Regions from separate parts of the Homo sapiens genome. Here region 2 is linked to region 1. The links are chromatin contacts, found by Hi-C or POLR2A ChIA-PET in ENCODE. All regions are on one chromosome and are shown on one strand. Each heading gives the region's core, a stretch centred on a gene start or an enhancer-like site at or near the end of the contact. The rest is flanking DNA. Distances are from core to core; before and after follow the strand shown. Region 1 holds the start of SEMA4D (semaphorin 4D). Region 2 has its middle 100 kb from the start of LINC03062.

Evidence for each region. Hi-C counts contacts between places; a loop is a spot of excess contacts on that map. ChIA-PET counts read pairs that join two places held with the same protein, here RNA polymerase II (POLR2A). Pooled maps may share reads with other maps.
Region 2: a loop to region 1 is called in a pooled map, with 3 times the contacts of the local background. The contact joins the enhancer-like site here to the promoter of SEMA4D in region 1. A Hi-C loop is called at or near these places in 1 of 168 maps with a recorded cell type or tissue (gastrocnemius medialis) and 4 of 50 pooled maps. POLR2A ChIA-PET finds 5 or more read pairs at or near these places in 1 of 52 experiments (OCI-LY7).

Annotation. Positions count from the first base shown.
Region 1 is chr9:89,495,959-89,502,562 of GRCh38, reverse strand. It overlaps SEMA4D (semaphorin 4D), which reads left to right and starts at 4,450. Exons shown (of 16, transcript NM_001371194.2): 1 at 4,450-4,644. RefSeq lists silencers at 4,361-4,550, 4,981-5,130.
Region 2 is chr9:89,740,959-89,747,562 of GRCh38, reverse strand. No RefSeq gene overlaps it. Among named protein-coding and RNA genes, the nearest start is that of LINC03062, 100 kb to the right of the region's middle. RefSeq lists enhancers at 3,711-3,770, 4,371-4,420 and a silencer at 6,515-6,564. Within about 2 kb of position 3,927, at least 6 of the 41 ENCODE cell types and tissues checked have a DNase peak (open chromatin) inside an H3K27ac peak, as active enhancers do; they include OCI-LY7, where a contact is called at or near this core.

The DNA of each region.
Region 1 (6,604 bases), core at 3,201-5,700:
TGGTGCAGGCACCAAGGAAGTGACGTGTAAGGTGACATTCGAGCTGAGGAGCAGGGTGGGGGATATTAGCTCTGCCCAGGGTGCATGGGTTTGTGTTGGAGGAAATGATGCCAGGGCAGAGCCTTGACACATAAGTGGGTGTCTGCCAGCCAGCCAGGGATGCGAAGAGGTCCATGGTCTGGCAGTTGGTGACAGCAGTCACCTTAAAGGTCAGAAAGGCATTGCTGGGGCAAGTTCACTTGCTGGGGCAAGTCTAATCCAGCAGACACCAGCACTGATTAGATCAATGGTCAGATGGGGCCACATCAGCATCCTGTACACTCCCCAGTATGACGAAGGATGGCTTGGTAAACCATTCTGCATGTTCAGTGATGTGGGAAGTGCTGCCATGAGTGTGTGCACCAAAAATGGATTACACCCCTTCACCAGATTTATCTAGCACTTAGTGGTTTGACAGTTGAACGCTGTGCAGGAGCACAGAGCAATGATAACATCTCAGCACGGCCTTCATTTCTATGCTTCTGCTGGTGTGACCCCACGTTTCCAAGTGTGGCTTTAACAAAAAGAGCTCTGTGGGTCCTGTGGGGGTCTCAGTGGCAGTAAGGACATATGAGGGTGCTAGAGGTGCCTGGGGATCTCAGAGCCTTCAAAATCCCTTTCGGCTTCCTTCATTGACATGTTCTAACAATCAGGGTGCCTGACAGAGACCGGTGTGGACTCTCTATTTTGGAGAGGCTGGCCAGGAAGGCCACACTCTTACCAGCCTTTTCTGGGGTGCGGGGAGGAACAGAGCTAGGAGTAGGAGTCACAGCATGGTCTTGGCAGCCACTGCATGGTAACAGTGGAGGTGTGGCTCACCCACGTCTCTGCAGAGTGTGGTCACATTCAAAGGACATCTCCCCGGACTTTTCTAGAAGCTGCTGGCAGGTCCCAGAGCCAACCTTCCCACAGTCCCTCAGAGGACCCCGTTTCTCCACTTGCTGTGCTGACTCTCTCTCTAAGCTTAGCCTGGACACTCTGCATGCCACTACAGGTGAGAGGCGGCAGGCCGACTCTTTCTGAAGACACCTCCTCCACTGCGTAAGGCTCCACACTGGGCGATCTGGAAACGGCTCCCAGCCCACTACGTGCCTGTTCCCTCCTGCACTGCAAAGTGGAAGCAGAGGATCCTCTCTCCTCATATCCACCTGGGCCGTGTTGGAAGCTGAGTATTATTTGTGCTGCCATACTTGAGTTTTTTTCTCATATGGGACTTAACTATTATCAATCCAGTTACTATGCTCATATGCATATAGATGGTGTCAACATTCTGGCTGGGAAATGCAGAGAAACTTTGCAAAGCATGGTCTCAGTATCCAAACACTTGGCATTTCTGGGGAAACTAGGAAATAGATTGGTTAATATGATCTTTGATATGCTTGAACTTAATATTGGAGGGGAAAGTAAGGGGGTGAGAGGTAAGGCAAGATTGGAGTTCATTTAGCTACTTTTATTTTTATTTTTTGAGACTGAGTTTTGCTCTGTCGCCCAAGCTGGAGTGCAGTGGTATATGATCTTGGCTCACTGCAACCTCCGCCTCCCGGGTTCAAGTGATTCTCCTGCCTCAGCCTCCTGAGTAGCTGGGATTACAGGTTTGTGCCACCATGCCCACCTAATTTTTGTATTTTTAGTAGAGACGGGGTTTCACCATGTTGGCAAGGCTGGTCTCGAACTCCTGACCTCAGGTGATCCGCCTGCCTCAGCCTCCCAAAGTGTTGGGATTACAGGCGTGAGCCACTGCACCCAGCCTGCTACTTTTATATCTATGTTTGAAATGTCCCACGACAGAGTGTGAAACAAGAATAAAAAGGCAAGCTTGGTCACTTTGGGAGACATAGGCAATCATGCTGAGAGAAGGGAACAGGGAAGAAGGTCAGAGAGGAGGGAAGAGGAAGACCTAATAATGGCATCCAAGTCCCGGTTCTAATGGTACTTGGGGCATCTTTGGATGCAAGTGAGCCAATAGTATGGGCTGAAGTTCTATCACTTACAACTAAGAGTCCTGTCTCCTTCATGAATGCAATAAACATGTTTGGGGGCAATTTTATATAAGCACGGTGCAAAGAAGCCCTTGTGTTCGCAGCCTGGGCATTGCGGAAAGCTTTTTGGAGTTTTTACTGAATTCTCTCATGTTCTTCTGTATGCATTAGGAAACAGGCTAGAGAGGACAGTATTCTGGAAGGTCATGATGCCAGAAGTGTGGGCCCCAGGACAGCCATGCAAAGTCTCTTCTTTGCCCTGGGCTGCCCTCTATTAGATTCTGAGCATGTGGGTCTAAAAGCCAGGAGAGAATTCAGCAGTTGTTGAGAAGCATACCCCTCTGCTGCTGGTCCCCTCCCTGCAGTGTGTTCCCAAGGTGGCCCCAGGCCTGTCTAGACGCTGGCTGTGAAGGGCACGCTCCTGTAGGGGCAGCCGGCTCTTCCACAGTGAGGTCTGTCAGAAAGCGCCCACGATAGGCAGGAATCCACTTTCTCATCTAATTTCCACCCATCTGTCCTCATTCTGCCCTTCATAACACCACAGAGTAATCCTTCTTCCCGGGACAGTTTTGCACATATTGGGGTTCTTCTGTCTTGTGCTCCACACATTGATTTTCTAGGCTGAAGACTCCCGGTGGGTCAACTCCCCTCCCACGGGATACTGCTGGCTGCCTTAGACACCAAGCAAGGGCATGGTATTCTAGATGTGTCTGACTAGTGAGGAATAAAAGAGAGTCCCCCCACCCCACCCCAATCAGTGCAATGCTTGCATGTGTAGATCCTAAGCGTGCATCCCTCCTTGGGTATAGAATGCTGTTAAACCAGTTCTGTCCTAATCCGTTCCCATTATGTTTCAATCCAAATGGGATGTGGAACATGGATTCATGGACCCCTACAATTGGAAAAGAGCTTGGAAAAGACTTCTCTAGTTTTTCCTGTAATAGTCACCAGCACTGAACCCGAGCACACGGTGCAGTGGGCTTTACCTGCCATTCTCTCTCCGTGCTCCCCAAACCCTCCAGGACGACCACACTGTCCTCATGTTGCAGGGTACAGAGGTTTGCTGAGGCCTGAGGTTATTTGGAAACTGCAGAGCTGTGAGTCAAGGGAGTCTATCAGATTCCAGGTCTGGATTCTTCAGCAAGAGGGTGGTGGCTGCCATGCCGTAGAGGGAGGAGGGGGTGCGTGCTCCACCCCACCCTGCTTGACACCAGCTTTGCCATCTTAGCCTTTGCTGGGCCGAAGCCCTATTCTCAGAGCTCCGGCACTGAACCACAGAAACCACAGGAGGCCCTAGAACGGAACTCTGAGACTGTTGGGCCTTTAACTCTGTGACTGTTGGGCCTGGGACTGGCTTCATTTGTAAACTCTGGCTCTCAGAGCCAGTGCTCAGCAGGAAAACAGCCTCAGGGCCCCTGCCCCTCAACAGCAGTCTGTAGTCCAGGGAGGTATCACCTGGCCTGGAGAGGGGCTCCCCAACTCCTCACATTTAGGGGAAATCTTAGCTGGTTCCGTAAGAAACTGTGTCCCCTTCTCAGGACTGTGTTCCTCAATAGGCCTCCCAGCCTGGCCAGTCACTGTGCGAGCCCTGTCACCTCTCCTGGGGGCAGAGGGAAGAGGTCTGGATGGAGCAGCACCATCTCTGAGGGCCCCCAGATCCCCAAACCCATGGGCTAGTCACAAACAAGTCTCACCAGCAGCCTCACAGGAGGACCATTTGCCATACAGAGTGGAAAATGATGAACGTTTGGCAAAAGGCTAGCACGGGGGTTCAGGGAAACCAAGACTCCAGGTGGTGCCAGCCCCTCCCCTGGGGAATGGGAGCAGCCTGGTGTGAAATATTCTTGCCCAAAGTCAGCAGCCAAGTGTTCTGGGTGCCACGTGCCTCACGCACACTGCAGGTCAGGTTCTCAGAAGAGCTGGCCCAGGGTCTGGGGGTGAAAAAAAACTGGGGGATTTGGGGGAGGCCTGGAAAGGGTGGGGTTCATCCAGGACCCCAGAAGGGGCAAGCTTGTCTATTGAGAGCTGGTGAGGAAGAGGGTGACAGGGCACCTCTTGGTCCTGGGAACGGGTGCTTGACTCAGCAGAGACCAACCCAGGGCTGAGGGACAACCCTCTGGGCCTGGCGGGGAGGCAAGAGAGATGGGAGGTGAGGAGGAAGGAGTGGGGAGCAAAAGTGGGGAGAAGGGGAGAGAGGTGGAAGAGTGTTGCGAAGGTGAAGAAAGAGGAGGAAAAAGAGAAGGGAGGAAAAGAAAGGTTGGGGGAGGGAAAGGAGGGAGGTGAGCAGGGGCGAGGAGGAGGGAGGAGGAAGGAGGAAGAAAGGGGCGGGGCCATAGGAGGGAAGAGAAGAAGGGGGAGAGGAAGGGGAAGGGAAAGGGGAGGAGGCGGGAAGGGAGGGGGAGCGGAGGAGGGGCCTGCGCGCCCGCCCCGCGCACTCCGTCCCCGCGCCGGCCTCAGCGCTCTCGCGCGCCGCAGCATCCCAGCCGCCGCTGCCGCCGCCGGGCCTCCCCGCCACCCCCTCCCCGGCCCGGCCGCCTCCCGCCGCTGCCGCCGCCGCCGCCGCCGCCATTCCTGGCGCCCGAACTCGCCCGGCCGGGAGCCGCCGCGGGCAGGACGCGCGCTGCAGGTAAGCGGCCGGGCTGGCGCGGGAGGGAGGGCGCGCGGGGCCGGGCAGGTGCGCTGGGGGCGGCCTGGACCCTCCGCGGAGCCCCCACTCCACACCCCTAGGCTCCTCACCGGACCCTCGGGGCCCTCCCCGAACCCCTGCAGGAGCCTCCTTCTGGGATCCCCGGACCCCTGGACTCCTTCCTGGATCCCCCCGGGGCCCCTCCTGGGACGCCTCCCAGAGACACCTACCCGGACCCCTCCGACCCCCTGGACCTCTCTGCTATCCCTCCCCGGCCTTCTCCCCTTCCCGGTTGCCTCCCCAGTCCCTGCGCGCAGGTGGCTCCTCTGGGCGCGGGGGAGCGGGGGCGCGCTGCATACCCGGGCCAGGGAGGGGGCGGTGCGCTCGGCCAGGCCCCGTCGCGCCCCGGCCCGCCCAGTCCGGCCCCGCCAGGTCAGGCCCCACTCCGGCCAGCCGGGCTCTGGCCGGGCCCCCGCGGGCTTCTATTTTGGTCGCGGAGGCCGCGGACCCTGTGCACTGGACCCGGCGCCGCGCACTCAGACAGGTGGGGCAGGTTGGGCCGCAGTGGTCAGGTCGCCGCCTTGGCAGTGAGTGCTGCAGGCCTCGGTTTCCTTTCGGGTTTTGGTTGCATTATTCTAGAACAGCCCAGGAGAACCACAAGCCTTAGCTTGGGCTGCACCTGTTGCAGCCGCCTAGTGAGCTGCAAGGGGCTGGCTCTACTGGGGTTATGCCAGTAAAAACGTGTAAAGGAGAGTTGAACTCGTGGTTGTCCTCTATTTTCTGGCTTAGTATTTTGGGGGGTAGGTGGGAGAGTGGGTGAATGGGAGTCTGTAAGTGGGCAGTTTGCGTCAAATGAGGCCTGGTGTCGAGGGCTGGGTCCTGCTTTCCGGAAGGTTTTCCACATGAAGTTGCTTTGCTTTTGTTTTGAAAACCTCACTCTGTGTTGAGCACATCCCAGGCTCGTGGGTGGCCAGGCCCCCGAAGGCCAAGCTGGACGTGGGGCCTGGGGCCAAGCATCTCACCCTGCTGTTCTGAGTCTTTTCAAATCCACCAGGCGCCACGGAACGGAAGTTTCCTTTCCTGGGGGTGACGTGACACCAGTGGCCTGTCACCTCATATGTGTCCTAGGCCTGGGGCCTGCCTGCTGGCTGCCCAGGCGAGGTTATTTGGGAATGTTTACTGTGTCCCAGAAACAGGCAGCTCTGGCCAGTGCAGGGGCAGGATTCTGGTAGAGATGATAATGCCCTGATTGTCATTTTGACAGTTGGTGTCTGCGTATATCATGTCTTGGTAGTCGTCAGCCAGAAGAAGAAAGCAGGCGGGCTCAGCATACCCACCAGGGAGGCTGGGGTGGGAAGATGAGGGATGCACTGGCCTGTTTCTGTGAGCAAAGACTGCCCTCCCATAAGGCCAGACCTTCAGACTGAGAAGAGTGTACGTGGTACACTCAGCGAGTCAAACAAAGAAATAGAAACACATCACTGGTGCCAGGAGCAGCCCTGGGGTCCCAGGAGGGTGGGCCGCTTAGGAGTTGGTAGACGGTGGAACTCAGTGGCTGTATTTCAGAGTGCAGACAGGCAAAAGGCCACCGTGGGGATGCAGAGCCCCAGCTGCCATGCCAGCCCAAGGTCTTGCAGCACAGCACAAGGGAGGGACTCCATGGGAGGGGGCCCACCTCCTGAGAAGCACACCCAGAGTCTGTTGAAAATGCAGCCTTGCACAGACCCCCCTGAGTGCCTGGGGTCCTGGGCTGAGGTTTAGAGTGCAAGACCAGCGACCATGTTGCATTTGATATCCAGTGGGTCTGGGGCCAGGGAGATGTCCTTGGTGACATCATCCACTTGTGGACAGTCCTCTCCATGTGGACCGCTGGAGGCAGATGTTACCTAGAGCCGCTTTCCCCACACCAAGCGGGTGTGTCTAGGCCAAAGCTTGGGAGTGCACGCTAATGGCCAGCTTT
Region 2 (6,604 bases), core at 2,678-5,177, 250 kb before region 1:
CTGAAATGAATTGCTAGAAAAATGACCATGAGCTTGGATGTTGCTTCTATAACCTAGTGCTGTAAAAGTGTCTGCTCACTCTCAATTTCTGTGCTTACCTCTCCATGGCCCAGTAACAGTGGGCAGCCCTGCACCCACCCACACGCCAGGCTTTGTGGAGTCCTGGTGTGAAACTCATGTGCCTCCCCAATCCTGGGACTGGTGGAGTTGGGGTATTCATACTCCACTCTGAGAAGGATCAGTTGAAGAATTCCTGAGTTAACTCCTGGCACTTCTGCCTGTTGTGGGCTCAAACTAAGCAAGTGTGATGGTGAATTTTGTCAACTCGCCTGGCTAAGGAATGTCCATATAGCTGGTAAAACAGTATTTCTAGGTGTGTCTGTTTGAAAATTTCCAGAAGAGATTAGCATGTGAATCAGTAGACTGACTAAAGAAGTGGACCAATGCAGGTGGGCACCATCTAGTCCATGGAGGGCCAAGACAGAACAAAAAGCAGAGTACACTTAATGTGCTCTCTCTGCTTAAGCTGGGATATGCATCTTCTCCTGCCCTTGGACGCCGGCACTGCCGGTTCTCAGGCTTGCAAACTTAGACTGGAATTACATCATCAGCTGGCCTGGGTCTCTGGCTTGCAGATGGCAGATTGTGAGACTTCTCAGCCTCTATAATCACATAAGCCAATTCCCATGAGAAATCTCTGTATGTACGCACACACGGACATCAGATGGCCAAGGCCCACAGCGGGGGAGCAGGGCCCTGCCCAGTATCTGAGCCAGCAATGAGCCCTCCTAGGACAGGCTTCGGGGAGGGATTGCTCTGGTGTTTTGGTGGAGAAACGGTTTGTTGGTGGGAATTCCAGGAGTCAGCACATGCAGAGACCTGGAGGTACAAAAGGTCAAATCGTGTTAGGAAAGGCCAGGGCCCCAACACTGGTGCATCTCATGTGCGGTGCAGAGAAGGATTCTGGAGGTCCAGCGGGCAGCACAGCAGCCACTTGGGCTTGGAGTGAGTGGACAGTCTGTTCTCCGCTCCCTCCAGCAGCAGGAGAGGCGCGTGCGGTCAGCCCCTGCCTGTCAGCTCTCTGCTGAAAACTGGGAAAGCAGGTGATACCAAATCCACAATCCTGCCCTCTGAAGGGTCCCAGCCTCCCTCAGTTCTTGGATGAGGGGCCTGAGGCTGGCTGGCAAAACCCTGCCTTGCCTTCTCCCAGAGCTGCCTTTCCCAGTGCCTGTGGCATCCACAACCCCTTCCCAAGCAAACCACCAAGAAAACAATAAAATCACATTGGCATTGGAAGTGGGCCAGACATCTGATTGCACGGGTGGCACCCCCTCCCACTTGTAGCTCCAGATTCTCTATCTGTCAGGCCAGACCTGGGGAGGGCTGGCAGCTGGGCTGACCATGGTGGACAGCTAGCCCTCCTCATGCAGCACCGAGACCAGGCCCTGCATCCCTTTAGCACTGAGTCTCTCTGATCAGGCCCTGGGACTTCTTTGAGGCGATTGCCAAGCCTGCAGACAGGCATTGGTTCTCCATCCTTGGGAGCCAGGATGCTCCTCTGGCTGTGGCCTCCAGGCAGCGTGTCCCTTGCTCCATGATGGAGCCATCTCTTTGGGTGCATGCCGCCCTCCCATTCTCTCCTCTCTATCATCCAGAGAAGTCTCACTGCCACCCTCCCCTGCTCTCATGGTGAAGCACCACGAGGACCAGACAAATCCTAGAGCTATGTCCTTGGCCCAGGGCCACACAGCCCATTGGCTTGGCAGGGCCAAGGCTGGGGCCTCATCCGTGTTGAGAACAGCTGTTTCTCCATCCCAGCTGAAAGAGCCCAGGCTGACATTCACGTCACAGTTGAATGAAGCCTAGAGTGACTCTCCCCAGCAGCAACTTTCCATCAGTGCAGCCGGCTCCACCCAGGCCCCCCACAATCCTCACACCTAGATCAGGAGCAATTTCTGCAGGAGTTGTGGGCATGAGGCAGAGGGTGCCCAGAGCCCCCGTGTCCCCCAGGGGAGTGGACTGGTGTGAGACAGTCCTCACCTCCTCCCTAAGCACTTTCTCTGCAGGCAGCACATTAAACTACCATGATGGCACCCTCACTACTAAGATAAGGAAACTGAGGCTGAGCGTGTCTGTGGCCTACCACACTTCATTAACTTCCCGGGGTTCTGACACCAGGACTCAGGTTTCCTGATTTGCATTTAAGTTGTCTATCCACAACTCAAGGGTCTATTTTGAGGAATAAAAATAAAACAAATATAAATGTTTTCCTCATGGGATAAGCACACATGTCAATGTGGTGTCTGGCCCTCCCCCACTGAGAGTGGGGTCTATGGGCTTTCCCTGGAATCTGGGATGGCCTGCTGCTTCCACCAAGGGCATATGATAAAAGCAATCCTTGGGGATTGGCCAAGGTAGAAAGGTAGAAGCTGGGCTTTTATGCGGCATCCTAGGGGCCACACAGCTTCTAACTTTTCCACCAACACCCATTCTGAAGTGCTGGGCCTCCATAGAGGAAGTCTGCCCTGAGGCCACCATGCTGTAAGGAAGCTCAAGCCACACAGAAGTGCTCCAGGCAGCTGCCCAGCTAAGCCTAGCCTTGCAGAGCTTCCAGCCCAGCCCTGAGCCCGCAGATAGAACACACCCAGGTGTTTGCATGCCCCAGCTATGGAGTCACCCCTCTGGGTGAGCTTTCCAGCAGCCCTGCCTGAACACCTGACTCACAGAACACATGAGCCCAGGGAAATAGGCATTGCTTTATGCCGTGAAGCATGGGCTAGGTAGTGACACTGGAACAGTGGATCCATCTGCAACAGGAAGATCCAGGCCTGCATTTCTCCAGCAGGCATGATCCACCATCACACACACTCTCAGCAGCCAGGCCTAAGCTGAGGTATGTAAGGGACTGCCCTGGGTGATGACTGAGGAGTGAGGGGATGATTCCAAACCCACCCCCTTCCTGCAAGGAGGCTAGAGTCGAGAAGATGGAAATAAATTGATAAATCACCTGTCACCCCACCAGAGCCCCCAACCATGAAACTCTGGAATGAGACACATAGGTGGTGATCCTCACATGCCCAGGACCGGGCTGGCCACGGTCAGTGAACTTAGCCCCCGGCCAGCCCATACCCTGGCCCCACCCCATGGTGGATGCCCAGAGCCTAGAGCTGGAGTCAAAGACACCATAAAAGCAGAGCCGGCGGCATTCCCGGGACAGTAGGGCTGTCTGTGGTGAGTCCCACAAATCGTGGTCCCCCTGAGGCTCTTAGACCACAGCAGACATAGAAGCCCTGCCAGGCAACTCTCTCCAAGGACACCAAAATTATTCTGTCACTCCTGGAGCTGCTGTAAACATTGTGAACCAGGCGAGAACCTCTTTGAAGTTCAAACCTTGCCTACCCACAGAAAGGGACTCTCCAGCCAGGCAGCTCTTCACAGGGCAATTAAGATGTTGTCTCCAGGTATCTGGGCAATTTGCAGGGTTCGCTGTGGCTTTTCCTGGCAGTCAGCTCTCTGGCTCCTGCCAGAAGGCTAGGTACAGACGGGCAGTAGCCAGGAGGCCCAGGGCAGGGGCTGCAGCCAGGGAAGTCTGGGACCCCTGGGGGCAGCAGGGCCAGTTTGGAGGCTGCAGACGCTCCCTCCCGCCACAGGGCTGTCTCAGGCCAGCCAGAGCACACCTGAGCTCTGTGCTTTGATGTCCTGTCTTTGCAGACAGCTTTCTTAGCTCTCACTGAAACTGTTAGAAGTGATTCTTAGCATGCCTTTTATCAGAGACCAGAAGAAGGAGTTGAAAGTGGGACTCTGGGGTTTTCAAAAGAATCTGCAAGACTGGGGAGGGGAAGAAAAACCGCCTCAAGCCCTGAAAGGAAGCAAACAAAGGTCTATAGTCTCCCCGAGCCTGGAGGCCACGGTCCCAGGCCTGTGATGTGTGTAAGGGGAGGGGTGTGCTCAGAAAAGCTGCTGGGTTCACAGCTTAGGGTTTGGGTTGTGGTTTCACTTGGATCCTGTTAGAAATCTAATTATAAAAACCAAAGGGGCAGGTTCTCAAATCCCAGGCAATGGGGCACCCACCACCCTAAGCCAGCTCTTCTGCCTGGGACCTCCCAGAGTGTGCCACCTCCTGGGCTCTGCAGGTGAGGTGGGGAGGGCTCCAGATGAACAAAAATGCAAAATGAGAGCAGACAGCTGCAGTGATAGCAACCCACAGCTGGGACTGAGTCCCACCAAGCAAGCAGAGGCCTGGACTCCCTGAGGCCACAACGACCCGGCCGCGGTTTCTCAGGCAGAAGCTGCTGCCACAACCCTTGTAGGCCCAGCTGTTTTCACGGTGCTATTTGCCATAAAGGATGTCTTTCTTCTGGTTTGGTAAGAGAGAGACCTTCTCAGCAGCCATCAGGATCACAGCAAAGCCCCTGGTCACCAGGCAAGCCAGGCTCCCAAGGCCAAAGACATGTGAGGATGATGTGATACCTGGCCAGGAATGAGGTATCCCAGGCCAGGTGCCTGCAGGTGTTGGGTAGATGAGGGAGACTGCACCCCACCCTCAGGAGCCACCACCCACGGCGCTGATGGACATGCTGGCCAGCAGCCTAGCTGGTTTTTATTGTAGTAAAATATGCACAACATAAAATTTACTGTCTTAATTCGTTGTTCAGCGTACAGTTCAGTGGCATTAAGAACATTCACACTGTTGTGCAACCATCACCACCCTCCATCTTCAAAACGTTTGCATCTTGCAAAACTGAAACTATCCCCATTAGACAACTCCCCAGCCCCCAACCCCAGCCCCTGGCAACCACCATCCTACTTTCTGCTTCTACGAATTTGATTGTAGCTGGGACACTAGCTACCTCAAATAAGTGGAATCATACAGTTTTTATCCTTTAGGTATCTGACTAAAGGTAAAGGTATTTTTAAAGACATTTCAAGGCTGGGTGCAATGGCTCATGCCTGTAATCCCAGCATTTTGGGAGGCCGAGGCGGGCAGATCACCTGAGTTCAGGAGTTTGAGACCAGCCTGGCCAACATGGTGATACCTCATCTCTACTAAAAATAGAAAAATTAGCTGGGTGTGGTGGCACGCACTTGTAGTCCCAGCTACTCGGGAGGCTGAGGCTGGAGAATCGCTTGAATCTGGGAGGCAGAAGTTGCAGTGAGCCGAGATCTCACCACTGCACTCCAGCCTTGTAGAGCAATTCTCCATCTCAAATAAATAAATAAATAAATATAAAAATAAAAATAATGACATCTCAATTGAATTGATAGAGTCATTTTACCTCTTTTGTCCTTTTTCAATTAATAAATAATAAAAATAACTATTTCAGTGTACTGTTCTATGAGCTTTAAGACATGTATAGATTGTGTAACCACCACTGCAACTGGGATACAGAGATGTTCTATCCCCCAAGAAAACTCCCTGTACCTCCCCTTTATATTCACAACCTCCCCCACCCCAACCGCTTACAACTACCAATCTACTCTTTCTCCCTAGGTCACCTTTTCAGGAATGTCATATACATGGATGTGTAGCCTTTTGAGATTGCCTTCTTTCACCCTAATGCCTTGGAGGCTCATTCAAGTTGTCGCAGGGATCAATAGTTTGTTCTTTCTTACCCCTCAGTTGTGTTTCACGGTATGTCGGAGCATTTGGGGGCCTGGCTTGCTTCACTTAACATAACATCCTTAAGATTCATCCGTGGCCAGGCGCGGTGGCTCAAGCCTGTAATCCCAGCACTTTGGGAGGCCGAGGCGGGCGGATCACGAGGTCAGGAGATCGAGACCATCTTGGCTAACACGGTGAAACCCCGTCTCTACTAAAAATACAAAAAATTAGCCGGGCGCGGTGGCGGGCGCCTGTAATCCCAGCTACTCGGGAGGCTGAGGCAGGAGAATGGCATGAACCCGGGAGGCGGAGCTTACAGTGAGCCGAGACAGCACCACTGCAGTCCAGCCTGGGAGAAAGAGCGAAACTCCGTCTCTAAAAAAAAAAGAGAAAAAAAAAAAAAAGATTCATCCGTGTTGTGGCCAGGCACCTTGGCTCACGCCTGTAATCTCAGCACTTTGGGAGGCTGAGGCGGGTGTACCACAACATCAGGAGATCGAGACCATCTTGGCTAACATGTTGAAACCCCGTCTCTACTAAAAATACAAAAAATTAGCCGGGCGCAGTGGCATGCACCTGTAATCCCAGCTGCTCAGGAAGCTGAGGCAGGAGAATCGCTTGAACCCAGGAGGCGGAGGTTGCAGTGAGCCGAGATAGCACCACTGCACTCTAGCCTGGCAAAAGAGCAAGACTCCATCACACACACACACACACACAAAAAAAAAATTTCATCCATGTTGTAGCATGGGGCAGAACTTCATTACTTCTTACGGCTGAATTACACTCCATGTATGTTGTTTTAAAATGTGCTGGGGATTTGTTTCAATCAGGTGTAGTAAGAAATTCAGACACAGAAAAGACTGTTAGGAAGGAGAAAGTTAATATTCACAGACTCTGGACACAGGAGGCAGGGCACGCCACACCCCGGGCCACACAAGGAAGCACCAGGGTGGGTCAGGGGGCAGGGGTGGGGACGGGGGCAGGGGGTGCAGACGTGGGCAG